Regions from separate parts of the Homo sapiens genome. Here all the other regions are linked to region 1. The links are chromatin loops, found by intact Hi-C in ENCODE. Cell type or tissue: GM12878. All regions are shown on one strand. Links, peaks and the distances in the headings refer to the core of each region. The heading gives the core; the rest is flanking DNA.

Region 1 (3,583 bases), core at 347-2,846:
GCTTGAACTTCTGAGCTCAAGTGATCCTCTTGCCTTGGTTTCCCAAAGTGCTAGGATTATAGGCATGAGTCATTGTACCTAGTATCTCTCTCTCTCTCTTTTTTTTTTTTTTAAATAAAATAGAGACAGAGGCTAGGTGCGGTGGCTCATGCCTGTAATCCCAGCACTTTGGGAGGCTGAGGCAGGCAGATGACGAGGTCAGAAGTTCAAGACCAGCCTGGACGACATGACAAAACCCTGTCTCTACTGAAAATACAAAAATTAGCTGGGCATGGTGGCACATGCCTGTAGTCCCAGCTACTCAGGAGGCTGAGGCAGGAGAACCGCTTGAACTCGGGAAGCAGAGGTTGCAGTGAGCCGAGATCACACCATTGCACTCTAGCCTGGGTGACAGAGCGAGACTCTATCTCAAAAAATAAATAAATAAATAATAGAGACAGAGTATGACTATGTTGCCTAGGCTGTTCTTTAACTCCTGGTCTTAAGCAATCCTCCTGCCTTGCCCCTGCTAAAATGTTGGGATCACAGGTGAAGCCACCATGTCCAGCCTTTTTTTTTTTTTTTTTTTTTTTTGCTTTCTCTCTCTCTCTCTCTTTCATAAATTAGAGATGGAGTCTCACTATATTGCCCAGGCTAGTCTCAAATTCCTGGCCTTAAGTGATCCTCCCACCTCGTAATCTACTTTTTGGGGACTAATGAGGTGTAGCCAAAATACAACATGTGGGAGGCAGTAAATGTAGAGATTAGGAGTAGATTTGGCAAGCCAGACTGCTGTGGTCACACCCCAGCACAGAATTTATGAATCCGGCTCCTCTCCATTCAAATCTCTGCCAAAAATCACCTCCTTCTGGAGGCCCACCATGACTATTCTATTTAATACAGCTTACCCCACTGCCCTATCACTCTCTACACCATTCTCATTTTATTATGCTCAGAGTATCTATTATTCTCCGAAGAAGCATTTCTTGAAATCTAGCTGGTAATCTTCTTTCCTTATTAGAATGTAAGCTCCATGAGAGCAGGGATCTCTCTGTATCAGAATCTGTATTGTGCTTGGTAGGTAGTTGACTCAATAAACATTTCTGAGTGAATGAATATATTATATGGAAATTGAAGAATACAAGCTTCTCCACATAAGCACGTGGCAGAAAAGACAAAAAGAGAGGTAGAGAAAAAGACTCTCTTTTTATTTAAGCTTCCCTCCCCTGTTGAAATCCACTACTCCAAAAAAGGGAGACACTGACCAAAACAGAAACAAAAGAAACTAATTCTTGGTTTTTATGCTTCCTGATAATTTAAGGGATTTTCATAGATAGGTTTGACAAATGCAATTTTTTTGCCTTAGGCACTGGCACTAGAAACTATTAATAAACAAGATTGGCCTACAGAGGGTGCTAGTTCTCTTCAAAAAAGTAAAAGAAGTGCATGCGCTTTTCCACTGGGTCTGGGAAAGAGTTTACAAAACAAGCAGAGACACAGCTTAGTAACAACTAATGAAACGTCTAAATTGCCACATTTTGCTTCATAAAAAAAAAAAAAGGAGGAATCTGTGAAAGTGCCAGAGGCATTCAAAGACGTCCCCTGAGGAAAAGAATTGGCATCATTTTTCAAATGCAAAGAGAAGCTAAGCTAAGAGAAGCATCCATTTAAAAAGTTTTTTTAGTTCTTATTTTTGATAGAGAAGGGGTATCACTATGTTGACTGGCCTGATTTTGAACTCGGAGGCTCAAAGGATCCTCTGCCCCTCAGAGTGCTTGGATTGCAGGTGTGAGCTACCAAGAGAGGCATCCAGAAGTTGAAAAGACTGAATCTGTTGTGAAACAGAAGACCCAGGTCGGGGGAAGTTGTTGCCAGCCCTGGAGGGAGGAGAGGTGACAGGCCTCTGCCACATTCCACCCCCACTTCATGCTGGGACATGGGGACCTGGAGACCTAGTGTGAGATGCCTGTAGACTCTGTAACTGGAGGAGTGTTCTGACAGCTGTGTTTCCTGAAACTGAGTCTTGGTTTCAGAGTTCAGCAAGGGATATGCATGGTGGTGGTAGCGTTGGGACAGAAGCGGGGCACTACTTGAGAGTTTTGAAATATGTAATTTGTCACAGCAAGGACAAGGGCAAGTGAGCCTGGCAGGAGGGAGGAGCCTCTTCAAAGTCTGGATCTGCAAAAAAAATCTTCAGAAGAGGAAATGAAACAAATAAGCGAGTTCTTAAAAAAGCTTTTGAGCTCTCTAAATGAGCAATAGTTGAGGCAGCTTTGATAGTCCAAAGCTAACCTCAAGGCTGGGATTCTTTTATTTATTTATTTATTTATTTATTTATTTATTTATTTATTTATTTATTATTTTGTAGAGATGGGAAGGGGAGGGGTCTCACTATGTTGCCCAGCCTGGTCTTAAACTCCAGGCCTCAAGCAGTCCTCCAGCCTTGGCCTCCCAAAGTGTTGGAATTACAGGCATGAGCCACTGTGCCAGGAAAAGGTTAAGAGTCCTTTTTTTTTTTTTTTTTTTAACTTCAAGGCTGAGATTCTTAATCCTAGTACTCTAGACGTCATATTCCAGTGATCAGATGCAGAATCCATAAGTGCTCTGACAGGTCTTATCATTATGTGTGGTGTTTTCACTTAGTGAGTGCCCTTGTTTTGTCAGTTCAAGGTGGCTTGCTTAGTTACTTTATTGTAATGTTCAATGGCTAAACTTTAAACAAAAATCAATAAAGGGCAAGGAATGAGTTTGCAAAAACTATCAGCCACTTCCCTCAATTTAATTGTAAAATCAATCAAATCTGTTTTTTGGCACAGTGCAAGGAAAACATCTATTTGTCCAATAAACTGTCTCATTGATTAAATGGTTCATTTGGAAGAGATAACAAAAGTCTAAGATTTTAATCTCAAGGAAAAATGTATCTTGCAAACATGTTTTCAAGATCCTGAGATCATATTATTTTCCTTTAAGGATTTGCTTCATCCCAGGTGTTCATCTAATCCTACTTTTGCTATTTTTAATCATTATTCATCTATGTAAAATGGAAAATCTATTTAGATGCTTAAAAGTCAACGTAAGCTCACAAACCTGAATTTCAGCAACTAAAAAGGGAGAAGTAATAATGATTCAGTTCTTACTGGGAGCTACTTTATACACTATTTTATTTGGACCTCATAACAACTATATGAGAGAGAACTGTGCACTCTCTGCCAGGGGTTAGGGTTAACATAAAGCCAAAACCCAGGCAGGTCACGAAAATGAGCAAAGCAGGCCAGTTATGAGTGCTGTCACCTTACAAGGAGGTGGAAACAATGTTTCCGGATCCTGTTTCTTAAGAGAAGCCAAAAGATTTACGTAAAGTCTCCTGATTTTTTTTCAATGGTGGTAATTGATTAAAATAAATATTTCCAATACTGTATGTACTGAATAAAGAAAATTTGGGGCTGACCCTGGCCCAGCAACTGCCACTTAGCAATGTCTGGTATTGAAGTGAAAATAAGGCTCAGGGCTGGGCACGGTGGCTCATGCCTGTAATCCTAGCACTTTAGGAGGCCATGGTGGGCAGATTGCTTGAACCCAGGAGTTCCAGACTAGCCTGGGCAAC
Region 2 (3,583 bases), core at 483-2,982, 180 kb after region 1:
CTGAGTTTTGTTTTTTCAACCCAGACATTAAGAAATCCTTATTTCCTATAGAGGATTTAAGAAATAGAAAAATGGCATGAACCTGGGAGGCGGAGCTTGCAGTGAGCCAAGATCACACCACTGCACTCCAGCCTGAGTGACAGAGCGAGACTCCATCTCAAAAAAAAAAAAAAAAAGAAAGAAATAGAAAAATGAAATTAAAAAAAAAGATAAAAGACATTAAGAAATCCAGAAGCAGAAACACAACTTCTCCAGTATTTTCCAAGCCTGGCTATGGATCAAATTCACCCAAGCACCTTAAAAGAATATACAGATACAGAAAGGATTCTGCAGCAGAGAACCACGTTAAACATTACTTGGATGCCATCAGCAAAATGCAGACTCTGGAAAAAAAGAAAAAAGAGAGAGAGAGAGATGAAGGAAGATGAAGGGAGAACTTGTACATTAAAAGAGACTTAAGAAACGTAACAACCAATGGGATGTTTGAACTTAGTTGGTTCCCATTTCAAAAAACACAAGGTAAAAACAGACAAATGAAAAAAGAAAATTTGGGACATTTGAGAGACAGTTAAAATTTTGAACACTGGCTATATGATGATATTAAAGACTTTTTATTATTTCTGTTTAGATGTAATAATGGTATTGTGGTTATATTTTGAAAAGATTTCATATCTTGAAGAGAAATGTACTGAAATATTTTTGGCTAAAATGATGTGTCTAGGAATTGCTTCAATATGGAGGAGAGCGAGTGGAAATCCAGACGAAGCAGGAATGGCCATCAGTCGATGATTTTTACAGCTGGATGTTAGGTTCATGGAGGAAAGTGGGGTTCATTATACTTTTTGTTCTACTTCAGTATATGTTTGAAATTTTCTGTAATAAAAGTTTAATCTCCCCAGTTTTGTGAACTATTCTATTTATTTTATCCTCATCCTTTAACACACCTATGTACACGGAACTTCCTGTGTAAAATGTTTATTGAGTGTTTATTCCCCAGAGGAGAAGCAAAGAGGAAGTAAGAGTAGGATATTTTTGAACTATGTACAAATACAACCAGTTTCAGACCCTTTTATATGATCTATACTCATTCTAGACTGAGCCACATAGAAGAGCTGTTCCTGAAGTCAGATCAGCCTGGTTACCTCTAAAAGACCAAAAGACTAAACTAAAACAGCCTTTTTTTTCTTCTGTGGAAGCGTACATGTGTGTTTGCATGTGTACGTGTACCGAACAGCTGTCATGGACCTTTGTGCAGGCTGTGCACTGCACAAGTTTGTCACATCTAAGGGGGCATGCTTCACCTCATCAACACATTGCAGATCTATATATTTATTGTGACAACAGTCTTGTAAGTGGCAGCAAAATGTCTTCTTCTAACAAAATTGGTATTTTTGATAACTTTCCAAAAGATGGAAGCAAAAATATCTTAAAGTAGGGACTTCTTTTCTAATTATGTACTTATGGTATGGGCTAGCAGTGGACCTGAACTGACTGTCTTGCCTGAGTTTGAATCTCTTCCCCCAAACTCACTCACTGAGTTTGTTATTTAATAGCCTTGAGTTCAAGTTTCTTCATCTGTAAAATGGGATGATAATATTATGTACCCTGAGAGCACTGTTCAGAGCATTAAATGCATATAGACAGTATCTGGCCCATAGGAAGCCTTCAAAAAGTGTTAGAGATTAGCTATTACCATATCTGTTCACCCATATCAAATTTTATAGGTGTCGGTATGTTGCGTTATTCATAAACTCAACTAATAAATTTTGCAGTGGACTGAAAAAAGACTGTCTCCACTATTTCATGAATCCAAACTATTTTAAAAAGAGGATTTTCCCCTAACCATCAGTTCTGAAAAATGCAAGGAAGCTCAAGCTCCAGGTAAGCAGCCAGGGTTTCTAAGCCTCTCTGCGCACAGAAGCTGTGTGCATATGCTAATGAGGAACCTTTGAAGAAAAGTGCTGGGGTTTTTCCAACGCTCTAACTACTTGGCCAGTAAGCCTTTAATGATGGGAAAAGACCCAGTGGGAGTTGCCAGCCACAAAAGGGGTTTTACCTCACAGGCAGAATAGTCAAAATGCTTCAAGACGTTAAAAGCCTATTTTTAAAAGGAAAGAACACAGAGTATGTCTTTAACTTGATGTTAAAAATAAACTCAGCCGCCTCCTCTGCGTTTCCCACCCTCTCCCACTGTCCTTCCGTCCCCTGCACTGCCCTAAAGGAAAGAAAGAGTGCTTTTGTTTCATTTTTATTTTTCTCATGAGCTTTTCTTTCATTATTATTTGTTTACTCTTAGCCAAACTTGTTTTTCCGTTCACAAAACAAGTTGCATTTTTCTCTTAAAAATTCCTCGGGGATTCCCAGGAAGCAAGACGGATTATCAATTAGAACTAGCCCGTGTCAGGATGAGTAAAAGATTCGCGCGGAGATAAGCAAAGTGGAGCCCTTACGGCGTCCCTTGTGCCCAGAAAGTATCTGCAGGGGACGTTGTTCAAGCAAGGGGGCCTTTTATTTATTTTTTATTTTTTTATTTTATGTATGTATGTATTTATTTATTTTTGAGATGGAGTTTCACTTTTGTTGCCCAGACTGGAGTGCAATGGCGCGATCTCGGCTTACTGCAACCTCTGCCTCCCGGGTTCAAGTTCTTCTCCTGCCTCAGCCTCCCAAGTAGCTGGAATTACAGGCATGCACCACCACGCCCGGCTAGTTTTGTATTTTTAATAGAGACGGGGTTTCTCCATGTTGGTCAGGCTGGTCTCAAACTCCCGACCCCCACGATCCTCCTGCCTCAGCCTCCCAAAGTGCTGGGATTTGAATGCTTTTTCATATTGGGGTTTAAGTACAGACACTTCCTGAGGCATGACTAGACATAGCAACACTACTTTGCTGAGCTGCCTTCAATAAATTCCATTAAGCAGCCATAAAATTCCAATAGATCAGATGTGCCAGTTTTTGTTCATGAAAAAGCTAATCTGTGTAGCAGAAAAGCTGCCAGCTGGAGTGGAAAAGCTGGATTTCTTATTGTATATTGATGGCGGAGGGATTTCAAGACCCCAGTGGAAGCCAAAGTTGTTGAAAGACAAGGAGACCCAGGCCTGTGCATAGTACTATGATTTCACTGGAGGGAAATATAAGAGATGAAGGGGTGGCTGAAGGCTTGAGACCCTGTTTACTTAAAAATATTAAAAAAAAAAAAAAAAGAAAGCCCTTAGGCAATATAAGATAAAGGAAAAAACAGCAAAAATCATTTTAAGAAATAAAATTCTGCCAGTGTGGTGGTAAACACCTGTAATCCCAGCACTTTGGGAGGCCAAGGCGGAAGGATCACTTGAGCCCAGGAGTATGAGACCAGCCTGGGCAGCATGGTGAAACCCCGTCTCTACAAAGATACAAAAGCTAGCTGAATGTGGTGGCATGCACCTGTAGTACCAGATACTCTGAGGGAGTGGGGGAGGCTGAGGCGGGGGATGGCTTGAGCAGGGTAGAGAGAGACCTGGAAGGAAGGAAGGAAGGAAGGAAGGAAGGAAGGAAGGAAGGAGAGAAAGAGAGAAAGAAAGGAAGGAGGGAGGGAGAGAGGGGA
Region 3 (3,583 bases), core at 483-2,982, 580 kb after region 1:
AGCACTTTTCATAGATTAGCTCAATTAATTCTCACAACAGCCCTGTAAGGTAGGGACCATGATCATCTCCAGAAGAGGCTAAATAAATTGCCAAAGATCACATATGTAGCAAGTGGTGGCAGAGTGAGGATTCATACCTGGACAGCTTAACTTTAAAGCCATGGTGCTAATGCATTCATTCATTCATCCATCCATTCATTCATCCATCCATTCATTCAATGATTATATTGGATGCCTACTACATGCTAAGAACTATGTTCAAGGTGCTGAACTACAGCTGTGAACAATGCAAGTACAAATACATGAAGCAGAGTTGGGGAGAAAGTAAGCTGGAGAAATAAGACATAAACTAGGTTAGATGGTGAACATGATTAAGGAAAAAACTAGAGCAGGGAGGAAAGAGAAATGTGCAGGGGGAAGGTCAATTCTGAGTGAGCCAACAGGCAAGGTCTCACTAAGAAAGCGGCATTAAATAAAGATTTGAGGAAGTGAGGGAGTAAACCTTGCAGCTATCTAAAAGGAGAGCATGAGAGGTAGAGGAGACAGCAAATACAAAGACCCTGAAGCAGGGGCAAGGCTAATGAGTTCTAGAATTAGCAAGGAGTCCAGTGTAACTTGAACAGAGTGATCAAAGAACAGAGCAGGAGGAAATGAGGTCAGAGAGGTAAACAGGCTGGAGTGCAGTGGCACCGTCTCGGCTCACTGCAACCTCCACCTCCCGGGTTCAAGCGATTCTCCTGCCTCAGTCTCCCTAGTAGCTGGGATTACAGGCATGCACCACCACACCCGGCTAATTTTTGTATTTTTAGTAAAGACGGTGTTTCACCATGTTGGCCAGGCTGGTCTTGAACTCCTGACCTCAAGTGATCCACCCGCCTCAACCTCCCAAAGTGCTGGGATTACAGGCGTGAGCCACCGCGCCCGGCCAGGATTCTTTTAATCAAGTATGATGCAGCCATCAGGGTTGGAGCATTCTAGGAAGAGGGAACAGCATGCACCAAGGCAACAGGAAAGCACATAAAAAAGGAGTTGCTGGAAGATTCATTTCAACCCACTATCAAGTAAATATTAAACTTACTGTATAAAAATGTTAGGGCCAGGAGGGGTGGCTCACGCCTGTAAACCCGGCACTTTGAGAGGCCGAGGCAGGAGGATCGGTTGAACCCAGGAGTTCGAGACCAGCCTGACCAACAGGGCGAAACCCCGTCTCTACTAAAAATACAAAAACTAGCCGGGCGTGGTGGTGGGCGCCTGTAATCCCAGCTTCTCGGGAGGCTGAGGCAGGAGAATTGCTTGAACCTGGGAGGCGGAGGTTGCAGTGAGCTGAGATCACGCCCTGCACTCCAGCCTGGGCGACAGAGGGAGACTTGGTCATGCTCCCTCCCCGCCCTCCGTCAGTTTTAGGAATAAATACCTTTTTATTTAAGCTAAAGTGTGGGTACACCCTTCCTCTAGGATTCTCCATCAAGGAATAAGAAGCCATATTAGGACAATTTAGAGGGCAGTTAACCCTAGTAGACATAGTGGTTCTTAAAAGGCTTGGGGCCTCAGACTGTACACAGGCTTCACATGGAATCTGATTTGTTCCTTTATCCCAGTCCCTCACCCAGAACCCGAATCTAGCCCTTCATGTTATAAAAAGGGCCAGAGGTCCAAAGAGGGTAAGTGCCTTGTGCAAAATTATTCAACTACTTTGTAGAGGATTTTAACTAGGGTTCAGTTAGCTCCGCCCACACTATAAAAGGCTCTTTCTAAAAAACGAAACATGATTAAGGGCACACGGCTCCAGCGTTAACAAAGCTCTTTGTTAGCTGGGAAATGCCCCCCTCCCCGACTCATCTGCTTATCATCTGCATAGAATTATGTACTCAAAAGCAGGAAAATTATTGAGAAAACCATTGGTCCCCGGCTGCAGACCCCAAGGTTGGGAGCTGGTTCCCGTTTCCTCCCAGAGCCGGCAGGGGGGGCACCAGGCAAAGTTTGCAAGACGCGCCTCCCTCCCACCCCTCCCCCTTCCTCGCCCAACTTCCCATAGCCGCGGCCTCAACTAAAAGTGGCCATTGACCTTTCAAGCTTTCGAGCAGTGATGCAATAGAATAGTATTTCAAAGAAAAATGCTTATCGAAATTTTGGATCCGGTTTTCCCGTGATTGTTAAGGGTTTCTTTTAAAAAGTAGGTCACATTTCAAGTAGGTCATATTTCGGGGGCGGGTGCGCAGACAAGGAGATGAGTTTCCACTAAGGCCAGGGGGCCTCCAACGGGGTTGGAGGTGAGAATCCCAGGTAGGGTAGAGGTGCCGAGATCCTTCCGAATCCCAGCCCTGGGGCGTCAGCCCTGCAGGGAATGGCAGAGACACTCTCCGGACTGAGGGAACCGAGGCCAGTCACCAAGCCCCTTCCGGGCGCGCAGGTAAGGGCGCCCCCTTAGCAGCCGGCGCAGGTGACCCGGGCGGGCCGCCGGGTCTACCGGAGACGTTGGAGCAGAGGGGAGGAGGAAGGGAGGAGCCGGGTGGGTGCGGGTGACAAGGAGCCGGAGCGCCAGGGGGAGGGGACTAAGGACGGCCGGCGCCGCTTAAGGAGGCGCTGCTCTCCCGCTCGCTGCCTTCCAGGACCTGATCAAGGGGACCGCCTCCGGTCCCCGGCCGTGGGCACCGGGACGAGCACGGCGTCCCCACGCCATCGATGTGTCTTAGAGCCGGAGAGTCTGGTTTCCGAGGACCCACAGTCGCTCCTGCACGCCCACCCCCCGCAAAAGTGCGGCCAGGAGGGTCGCATCGAGGGGGCGCCGCCGGGATGTTTAGAGGAACCCACCCCCGTGGCAGGCCAAGGGCCAAGGATCGCTATCCTTCCCTGAACCCGGGCGCTCAGCTGGCCCGGGTAGGGGGCAGGCTCCGGCCGCCGAAACGGGGTTGGCTGTAGCCGGTGGCCGGGGAGATCTCTAGCTTGCGCCCGAGCACCCCGGGGTGTGGGGCCAGAGGCAGGCCGACCCCGGCGTGCACACCGCCCGCCCTGCACCCGAGCGCTCTCACCCGGTCTTCCCTGAAGCCTGTGTATTGCGACCGAGCCTCTTTAAAGCAGTAGCGGGGCCCGCGGTCACGTGAGGCCGATTCCTGGAAAGTTCCTGGAAAGCCGCCTCCGCAGCAGCCGGGCGGGGCGCGAGCGGAGCGCTGACTGGGGAGGGAGGCGGGGAGCAAGGGAGGCGCGTCGGTCTGGGAAGTCGCGCGCACTCGCTGCTCCTGGGACCGACGTTTAACTCTTGCCAAGTCTCGTCGCAGCCGCCGCGGCTGGCGGGCCTTGGGCTTCCCCTGAAGCATGAGCCCTCTCGCCCGCAGCCACCCTCACCGCGTGGCCCGCGGACAGTGCGCGCCGGGGTCCCGGGTGCACAGCCTCAGGATACCCCGTGCCCGCAGCTCGGGCGCCCGCGGCAGGTACCGGTAGTGGGGGAAGCCCGAAGGCTCCGCCCCGAGGAGAGTTACCGGGGAGGGCGGCGAGGCGCGGCCGCGTGCGCCGGGGAGCGGCGGACGGCCTGGGCTTCCGCAGCTCGGAGCGCCGGGGAAGAGAGAGTCCGAACCGCGGCTCTGCC

What was found. Peaks named below come from ENCODE experiments on the same cell type or tissue, not always from the same donor. Only the 100,000 strongest peaks of a DNase experiment are listed, where the experiment ranks them.
Region 2: it touches region 1 in a loop (6-fold over the local background); 3 of 110 quality-filtered maps call a loop at or near these places.
Region 3: a loop joins it to region 1, with 6 times the contacts of the local background. A loop is called at or near these places in 7 of 110 quality-filtered maps.

The regions. Positions count from the first base shown.
Region 1 is chr12:92,986,091-92,989,673 of GRCh38, forward strand. No RefSeq gene overlaps it. Among named protein-coding and RNA genes, the nearest start is that of LINC02413, 2.9 kb to the right of the region's middle. RefSeq lists an enhancer at 2,150-2,199. In GM12878, for the core only: a CTCF peak has its summit at 1,405 (motif pointing right); DNase peaks (open chromatin) are centred at 1,441 and 2,041; H3K4me3 peaks cover 892 bases; H3K27ac peaks cover 1,996 bases.
Region 2 is chr12:93,165,983-93,169,565 of GRCh38, forward strand. The region is part of intron 3 of LOC643339 (a long non-coding RNA gene); the gene reads right to left. Among named protein-coding and RNA genes, the nearest start is that of LINC02412, 6.6 kb to the right of the region's middle. RefSeq lists an enhancer at 1,709-2,258. In GM12878, for the core only: no CTCF peak of the experiment used is centred there; DNase peaks (open chromatin) are centred at 1,119 and 2,019; H3K4me3 peaks cover 1,787 bases; H3K27ac peaks cover 2,500 bases.
Region 3 is chr12:93,567,789-93,571,371 of GRCh38, forward strand. It overlaps SOCS2-AS1 (SOCS2 antisense RNA 1), which reads right to left. Exons shown (of 4, transcript NR_038263.1): 1 at 3,477-3,583. It also overlaps a transcript of SOCS2 not described here. Among named protein-coding and RNA genes, the nearest start is that of SOCS2-AS1, 1.8 kb to the right of the region's middle. RefSeq lists silencers at 2,654-2,703, 2,764-2,953, 3,324-3,583. In GM12878, for the core only: CTCF peaks have their summits at 1,961 and 2,570; no DNase peak of the experiment used is centred there; H3K4me3 peaks cover 1,361 bases.